Linked DNA regions of Homo sapiens: region 2 is linked to region 1. A link is a contact called in ENCODE Hi-C or POLR2A ChIA-PET data. All regions are on one chromosome and are shown on one strand. Each heading gives the region's core, a stretch centred on a gene start or an enhancer-like site at or near the end of the contact. The rest is flanking DNA. Distances are from core to core; before and after follow the strand shown.

What was found. Hi-C counts contacts between places; a loop is a spot of excess contacts on that map. ChIA-PET counts read pairs that join two places held with the same protein, here RNA polymerase II (POLR2A). Pooled maps may share reads with other maps.
Region 2: a pooled map of posterior vena cava shows a loop between it and region 1 (7-fold over the local background). The contact joins the promoter of INMT-MINDY4 here to the promoter of ZNRF2 in region 1. A Hi-C loop is called at or near these places in 11 of 168 maps with a recorded cell type or tissue (A673, CD4-positive, alpha-beta T cell, CD8-positive, alpha-beta T cell and 8 more), 18 of 37 single-sample maps with no recorded cell type and 27 of 50 pooled maps. POLR2A ChIA-PET finds 5 or more read pairs at or near these places in 2 of 52 experiments (A673 and OCI-LY7).

The regions. Positions count from the first base shown.
Region 1 is chr7:30,282,676-30,286,093 of GRCh38, forward strand. ZNRF2 (zinc and ring finger 2) reads left to right here and starts at 1,922. Exons shown (of 5, transcript NM_147128.4): 1 at 1,922-3,151. The coding sequence starts at 2,683. It overlaps LOC124901607 (a long non-coding RNA gene), which reads left to right. Exons shown (of 3, transcript XR_007060274.1): 3 at 1,524-1,579. LOC105375218 (a long non-coding RNA gene) reads right to left here and starts at 3,410. Exons shown (of 4, transcript NR_136267.1): 1 at 3,385-3,410. RefSeq lists silencers at 1,768-2,197, 2,208-2,257, 2,338-2,727, 2,808-2,887, 3,038-3,167.
Region 2 is chr7:30,750,804-30,754,471 of GRCh38, forward strand. INMT-MINDY4 (INMT-MINDY4 readthrough (NMD candidate)) reads left to right here and starts at 1,332. Exons shown (of 20, transcript NR_037598.1): 1 at 1,332-1,501; 2 at 2,931-3,135. It overlaps INMT (indolethylamine N-methyltransferase), which reads left to right and starts at 1,332. Exons shown (of 3, transcript NM_006774.5): 1 at 1,332-1,501; 2 at 2,928-3,135. The coding sequence starts at 1,348.

The sequences.
Region 1 (3,418 bases), core at 672-3,171:
TCATGCTGGTGACTGGAGAGAGATGAGAGGGGTGAGGAGAGAGGAAAGAAGGCCAAGGAAAGAACATAGAAGGCCAGCATTTTATCTCCAGAACCTTCGTGGGGAAAGAAACAAGGCTCACCAGAGAGGAGGTGGAAGGGGCACCCACCACAAGCGAAATGTCAAGGAGAATAAGAACATGATAAGTTAATGAGTGACATTCAAGAAAGAATCGTTTTAGTACAACTGGTGAGGATACATGTATTCACTCACTCATTCATTCATTCATTCACAAAACATTTATTGCACCATGGCAAGACCAGACACTGTGTTAAACACTGGAGGTACAGACATGAAGTTTATCATGGAGCCAATTGAGTAGTGACAAGCAAGATATCTAATAATAATAATAACATGATCAGAGCTATGAAGGAGGTATTGTACAGCACTGAGTGGGAACACTGAAGTCAGTCTGTGATGCTGGGATGGGGGAGGAGGTGGCAGGAAACATCTATAAGGAGAGGGCACTTAACCAAAATGATGACCATATCTTAACATGATACTGCATATAAAGCACTGGGTACCTTTGTTTTTCCATGTATATATGTGTGTTTGTGTACACAGATACACGTCTTTATATGTATACATATATTCTCCATTTGTTTAAAAACTTGATTCCCATACCCTAAGAGTGATGAAAATCATTACATAAATGACTTATTGCAAATAGTGAAAAGATGACAAAGTATTTCTGTAGTTTTATAAAACACCACTTGCTATTATTATTTTCAAGTAGAGACTAGACATTTTCATAATGGGAGTCTCAGAGCAGGCTGTTCCCTGGGTATCCAGACCCTGCTCTGCCGTGAAGAGACCACACCAACACTGAGGAAGGCACTGAGGAGAATTTTATTACATTTTAGAGAAGTTATAGGATTTTAAAGAGGCAGGTGCCCTAGGATTTAACACAAACAGTTCAGGTAAGAAACCTAAAGTCGGCCTGGTGCGGTACGTCACGCCTGTAATCCCAGCACTTTGGAAGGCCGAGGCAGGTGGATCACTTGAGGACAGGAGTTCAAGACTAGCCTGGCCAACATGGTGAAAGACCGTCTCTACTAAAAATACAAAAATTAGCCAGGCGTGGTGGCACGTGCCTGTAATCCCAGCTACTCTGGAGGATGAGGCAGGAGAATCGCTCGAACTCGGGAGGCGGAGGTTGCAGTGAGCCGAGATCACACCATTGCACTCCAGCCTGGGTGACTGAGCGAGACTCCGTCTCAAAAACAAAAACAAAAATAAACCTAAAGTCCAAAAAAGTAAAATAATTTGCTCACTACAGATAATTTAGTTTGGTGTTGGGCCTAGATTCTAGGTTTTGTGAGTCAGGTGCAGCGTTCCTGGCACCACAGTATTTGCCCTACCACAGAGGGTCAACCTGGATTATCCCGAGTTCTTCCAACTCTGCGCTTCCTCCCAGGTTGGTGTTTCATGAGTAAGTCTGAGATCAAGCTGGCTTTTGAGCTTCTGTTTTTTTTTTTAATCAGTGTGTAACACCAACACCCACCGAAACCAAACGGCTCTGGGCAGAGGACACAGCCATTCACGCCCCCTGCCAGGAAAAGCTGCAGCTGACACAGGCTCCTACAGCGTCGGCGGGCCACGTGCGGGAGGAGGGGCCGCCTTCTGGTTGGCGCCCGGTGTCCGTTCCTCCTATCGGCGTAGGCCCCGCGAGGAAGACAAGGGCGCGCCCTGGCTGGGAGGGCGTGGCCAGAGACCTGTCCATCACCGAGTCCACGAGTGGCAGCACCTACCACACCGCAGTACCTTGGCGAGGCGGAGCAGGGGCAGGCAGGTCGCGGAAGGGGGAGGCGGAGCAAGGCCGGCGGGAGCCAATCGGCCTGGCGGCACGAGGGGGCGGGGGCGGGGTCAACGCGCGCGACCCAAACACACGGGCCGGGCGCACCCTGCAGCCGCGCCGCTCCGCGGCCTTCCGGCGCGGGGCCGGGGAACCTCCTCCCCATCTGCGCACCCCCCGCCTTCGCGGCCCAGATCCTCCCGCCAGCCCGGCCCCTCCTTCGCAGGGGGAGCGAGGCGACGGTTGCCGGGAAGCGCGCGCCACCTCTCCCTCCCATTTTTCGTTCTCCCCTCGCGCGCCACCCGTTTTTCCTCTTTCTCCGTTAATAACAGCTGGGTGGCTGGGGGAGGAGGGAAGGTGGCCCCGGCGGAGTCTGGGCGGGCGCCTCCCACTCAGCCGCCAGCCGCCGTGGGAGCCGGAGGATGGCGGCGGTAGCAGCGGCCGCCCGAGAGGAGGCGGTGCCGAGATCGGGGGCGCCGAGCGCGGCAGCAGAGAGCGGTAGCGGCCCGTCGTGGCGCACCAGAACCGAAACCAGCGGCAGCCGCACGGCCACTTGAGCCGCCCCTTCCTGCTGGAGCCAGCGAGGGGTGCCTGCAGCCGGGACCCCTTCCTCTCCGCGTCTCCTCGTCTCCCGCGCCCGCGTCAGGCCGTCGGCCTCGCCCGCCGCCCCAAGAAGAGCGCGCCGGGCGCCGACTGCCCCTCTGGACGCCGGGCGGCGGCCCTGGACGTGCGGGGGCCTCTCTGGGCCGGCCGCGGCGCCTGGGCCCTGCCCTCTAGCTCCCGCGCTCGCTCCCGCCCTCCCGGCTCTCGGGGCGCAGCGCGCGGGCCCGGCCCGGGGCAGGGCGGACATGGGCGCCAAACAGAGCGGCCCGGCCGCCGCTAACGGCCGCACGCGCGCGTACTCGGGCTCGGATCTACCTTCCAGTAGCAGCGGAGGCGCCAATGGGACCGCGGGCGGCGGCGGGGGCGCTCGGGCCGCCGCCGCGGGGAGGTTCCCGGCTCAGGTGCCCAGCGCGCACCAGCCCAGCGCCTCCGGCGGCGCCGCGGCGGCCGCGGCGGCCCCGGCAGCCCCGGCGGCCCCGCGCAGCCGCTCCCTCGGCGGGGCCGTGGGGAGCGTGGCGTCGGGGGCCCGCGCGGCGCAGTCCCCCTTCAGCATCCCGAACAGCAGCAGCGGCCCGTACGGCTCGCAGGACTCGGTGCACAGCAGCCCTGAGGACGGCGGCGGCGGCCGGGACCGGCCGGTGGGCGGGAGCCCCGGCGGGCCGCGCCTGGTGATCGGCTCCTTACCAGCTCACCTCTCGCCGCACATGTTTGGAGGTACGGACCCCTCTCCGCGCACCCGCGCTCGGTCCTCCCGCGGCTGCACGTGGGCCGTGGCCGCCGGCTATTTTTACCCTTCTCCTTTTCTCCTTCTGCCGGGGCGCCGGGGGCTGCCTCCCGGACCAGCCCGCGTCGGTCTCCATCCTGGAAGAAACCCGGCGCTTAACACCGGCGGTGCCGCTACCGCATAGACGCGTGGTTTTGTTTTTAAACATCCTGAGCACCCTCACCTCAGCGGCTGCCCAGTAGAGAAAGTCTATTTTC
Region 2 (3,668 bases), core at 82-2,581, 470 kb after region 1:
TCCTGGTCCCACCCTTCAGAGTTTGGACTTACTGGCCTCCACAATTATACAAGCCAATTACTTAAAATAGATCTGATTCTCTCAGTGTACACAAGCTGGGTTCTCTTTCTCTGAAGAACCCTGACTAATAGAGGTACCATATGTCTTCCTTCCACCCTGCCCACAACTTAGTTAGCACCGTGCCTTTATTGCACACTCCTCCAATCATGTAATGCGAGCCCTGCAGTTTCCTGCCTGCTCTGTATGCCTTTTGCAGGCCAGCACGACAGCCGCAGGCCTCCCTGGAGGCTGCCCAGGCACCCGCCCCTTGGAAGCCAGGCCCTGACGACCGCTGGGTGTTCCTGCGTCTGTGGCATCACCCATCTGTTGGGCCCTGTGGATTCAGAATTGTTTGTTTACTTAAAGCCAGAACAAGGCATTCCTGTCCTTCCCACTTTCAGGGCAAGAGGCCTGAACCTCCAGTGTAGCGGATTCATTTCTGTCCGGTTTGTGGCCAAGTCAGAGCCATTTCCTAGTGCCAAAAACAGAGACTGAGCTTTTTTCTGTCTGTGGGAGATTTTACAACCCAGTCCCATTTCAAAGAGAAGACTGAGGCCAGGAGTGTCTTACCCGGAGTAGCCAGGTGAGTCAGTGGCCAGGAAGCCAGGACCCCTCTGACAGTTTATGCTTTATGACCGGGCGCCCTTGTTCTCATTCATGGAGATTGACGACAATTTCTGCTCTTCTCCCAGTGACCTGCACAGTGATGCCAAGTCAGCCATTCTGCTCTGCCTCCTGGGGTCTGAACTGTGTTCTCCAGCAGGGATGGGGGATGCATGAAGCTGCACCCACTGCCTGGCCTAGAGAGAGCCACTGGGCCCCAGTGACCACCAGGCGACAAGATGGGGATCTCACTGTGCACTCAGGTCACAACACCTGTGACTTAGAGGAGTGACTTTGGTCCTTACAGTCAGTGAAGTGGGCACGCAGGTGGGGAAACATAGGTCTGACACCTACTTGGAGGCCACAGAGCAGCATGTGGCTGCCAGGGCTGAGAGTTGCACCCAGGGCTGGGCACCATCAATTGCCTTTGACGGACATGGGTTGGTCCCTAGAGGCAGCAGGGCCAGGGCGGCTGCAGCCCCAGCTGTCATAGCTCTGGGGTTGGGGAAACCTCAGGTGTGTCAGTGTGGCTGGGAGGTGGTGAGACATGCACTGCCTTCTGCATCCCCCTAGAAGGAGAAGCTCAAGGAAAGGCATACTTGGGAGGAGCCATGGGATGAGGCTGGAATGCTGGGGGTGGAGCCTGGAGAGCTTGGAGCCCTCATAAGACCTGATAGCAAGGAGGGGGCACATTTCAGGGACACCATGAAGGGTGGCTTCACTGGGGGTGATGAGTACCAGAAGCACTTCCTGCCCAGGGACTACTTGGCTACTTACTACAGCTTCGATGGCAGCCCCTCACCCGAGGCCGAGATGCTGAAGTTTAACTTGGAATGTCTCCACAAGACCTTCGGCCCTGGTGAGCAGAGGGTGGCCCTTCCCCTTGAGCCTCTCTCCAAGGAACCTGGATGGGGATGGGGAGACGGTGTCCTGGGGGCAGTCTGGTCTCCTCTAGGGGTTTTTGGGGATGGGCTGGGGGAGCTTCTGGGGCCCTGCCCCCTCTCTTTGGGCAGCTGTTATGCTGGAGGTTGAGTCTGTCTCCCCATGGCTCAGGAGCTCTGTGCCAGCTGAAGAGCACAGCCCCGTGCAGTTCCCACACTGCTCTCCATTAGCCCCTAGGTCTTTGGGGTGGAGCAGAAAAGGCTCTCCAGGTCATCATCAAGTTCAGTCCTGACCTTGCACAGCCAGGCCTCTGGGGCCCCCAGAAGGCCAAGGGCAAACAGCAGGGTTGCAGTGGGACGGGATCGCCTGTGCCCGGAGTGTGCAGCCTAGATGTGTCTGTGATGAGGACCTGGAAAAGCCCTGCCCTGGGACAAGGATTGCTAGGTGGGGTCTCAACCCTGAGCAAGGGGCTCAGACCCCAAGGACCTCAACTGAGCCATCTGCACGATGGATGGTGACTTCTGCCTGTCTCCCGATGATCACTGCCCTCCCCATGGTGACCCCATGATTTGATTGTGTCTTCTAAACTCAAGCAGCCGTGTCCTCACTTTAGGCACTTGACTGGGGAACAGTAAGGGTGAGTCTCCTGGTGGTCTGTGGGATAAGAGGGGGTTAAAAGGCTGCTGAGCCTGGAGGAGCAGGCCGGTGTGGGAGGCAGAAATCAGAGAACAGCCGGACTGGGTGTGACCAAGCTTGGAAGGCCAAGTGATGGCCCCACGCCAGGGCTCCAGACAGAATGTTGGAAGTCATGCTTCATTCCAGCTTCCAGGTGACCCTGGATTCACTCCTGGGGCCATCTTCCCAGATCATCTCCTTAGCCCCGGCTTCCTATTCCTGTATGCTTTCACCCCTCCCTCCTCCAAGGAACAAGAAACCCATCCAGGAAGGGCTGGACTTCCAGGGGAGGCTTCCAGCTCCCAGTCAGCCTGAAACTTAAAGGGCCACTGACCCCAGCATGTCCTCTCTGAACTCTCCAGCCCGAATCTTCCCCAGAGCAGGGCTTGGGCCTCTGTTCTCTGTCCCAGAAATATTATACTCTTGGCTTATGTTCTTGACTGAAAGGTATTGGGCTAATTGTTTAACCTTTTACAGACTCAGTTTTCTAATCTGCAAAATGAAAATAGTGATAGCAGTCACTACACAGGGTAGTTTTGAGGTGTAAATGGAAATTAACACATATAAAATATTTGGCATGAGGCTTGGCTTACAGGGAGCTGCCAATCCGTGATAACCACCAAGCACGTTTGCCCCTTGGGTAAGACCAGGGTGTGTGTCCTCATCCCTGTGTCTGCCTTGGGTCTCGTTTCTTTTACCCATCCATTACCAGTCTTTCCCTCCCACAGGAGGCCTCCAAGGGGACACGCTGATTGACATTGGCTCAGGTCCTACCATCTACCAAGTTCTTGCTGCCTGTGATTCCTTCCAAGACATCACTCTCTCCGACTTTACCGACCGCAACCGGGAGGAGCTGGAAAAGTGGCTGAAGAAGGAGCCGGGGGCCTATGACTGGACCCCAGCGGTGAAATTCGCCTGTGAGCTGGAAGGAAACAGGTAGGGGTGCAGAGGTTGGGGAGGGGGTTCCCAGTCAACCTTCTTTCTCAGAAGTCTCCCTGGCCTCTTTGTTGTCTCTGACATTTTCAGGACAGTAGGACCTTCAGGTATAGGACCAGATGTCCTGTGGTGGGGATAGAGTAGATGGAATCCCAAGTTTCAGGATTACAGCAGTTTTAGGGGCAAGACTCTGATCACAGGACTATGTTGAGGTGTGATATAGTCAAGTATGAACACTGAAAACCAGATGATTTTCATCTCTTCCTTCTTCTCTTCCTTCCTTACCCTCATCTATATATCTACCTCTCTATCTTCTATGTATCTAACTATCCGTGCATATCCATCCATCCGTCCACCCACCGGTTCATCCATTCATCCATCCATCCATCCATCCATCCATATTCATGCATCCACCCACCCATCCATATCCATCCATCCATCCAGCCAGCCAACTAGCCGTTCACCTATCCATCCATCTATCCATCCGTCCATTCATCCATCCATCAATATTCATCCATCCACCCACCCATCCA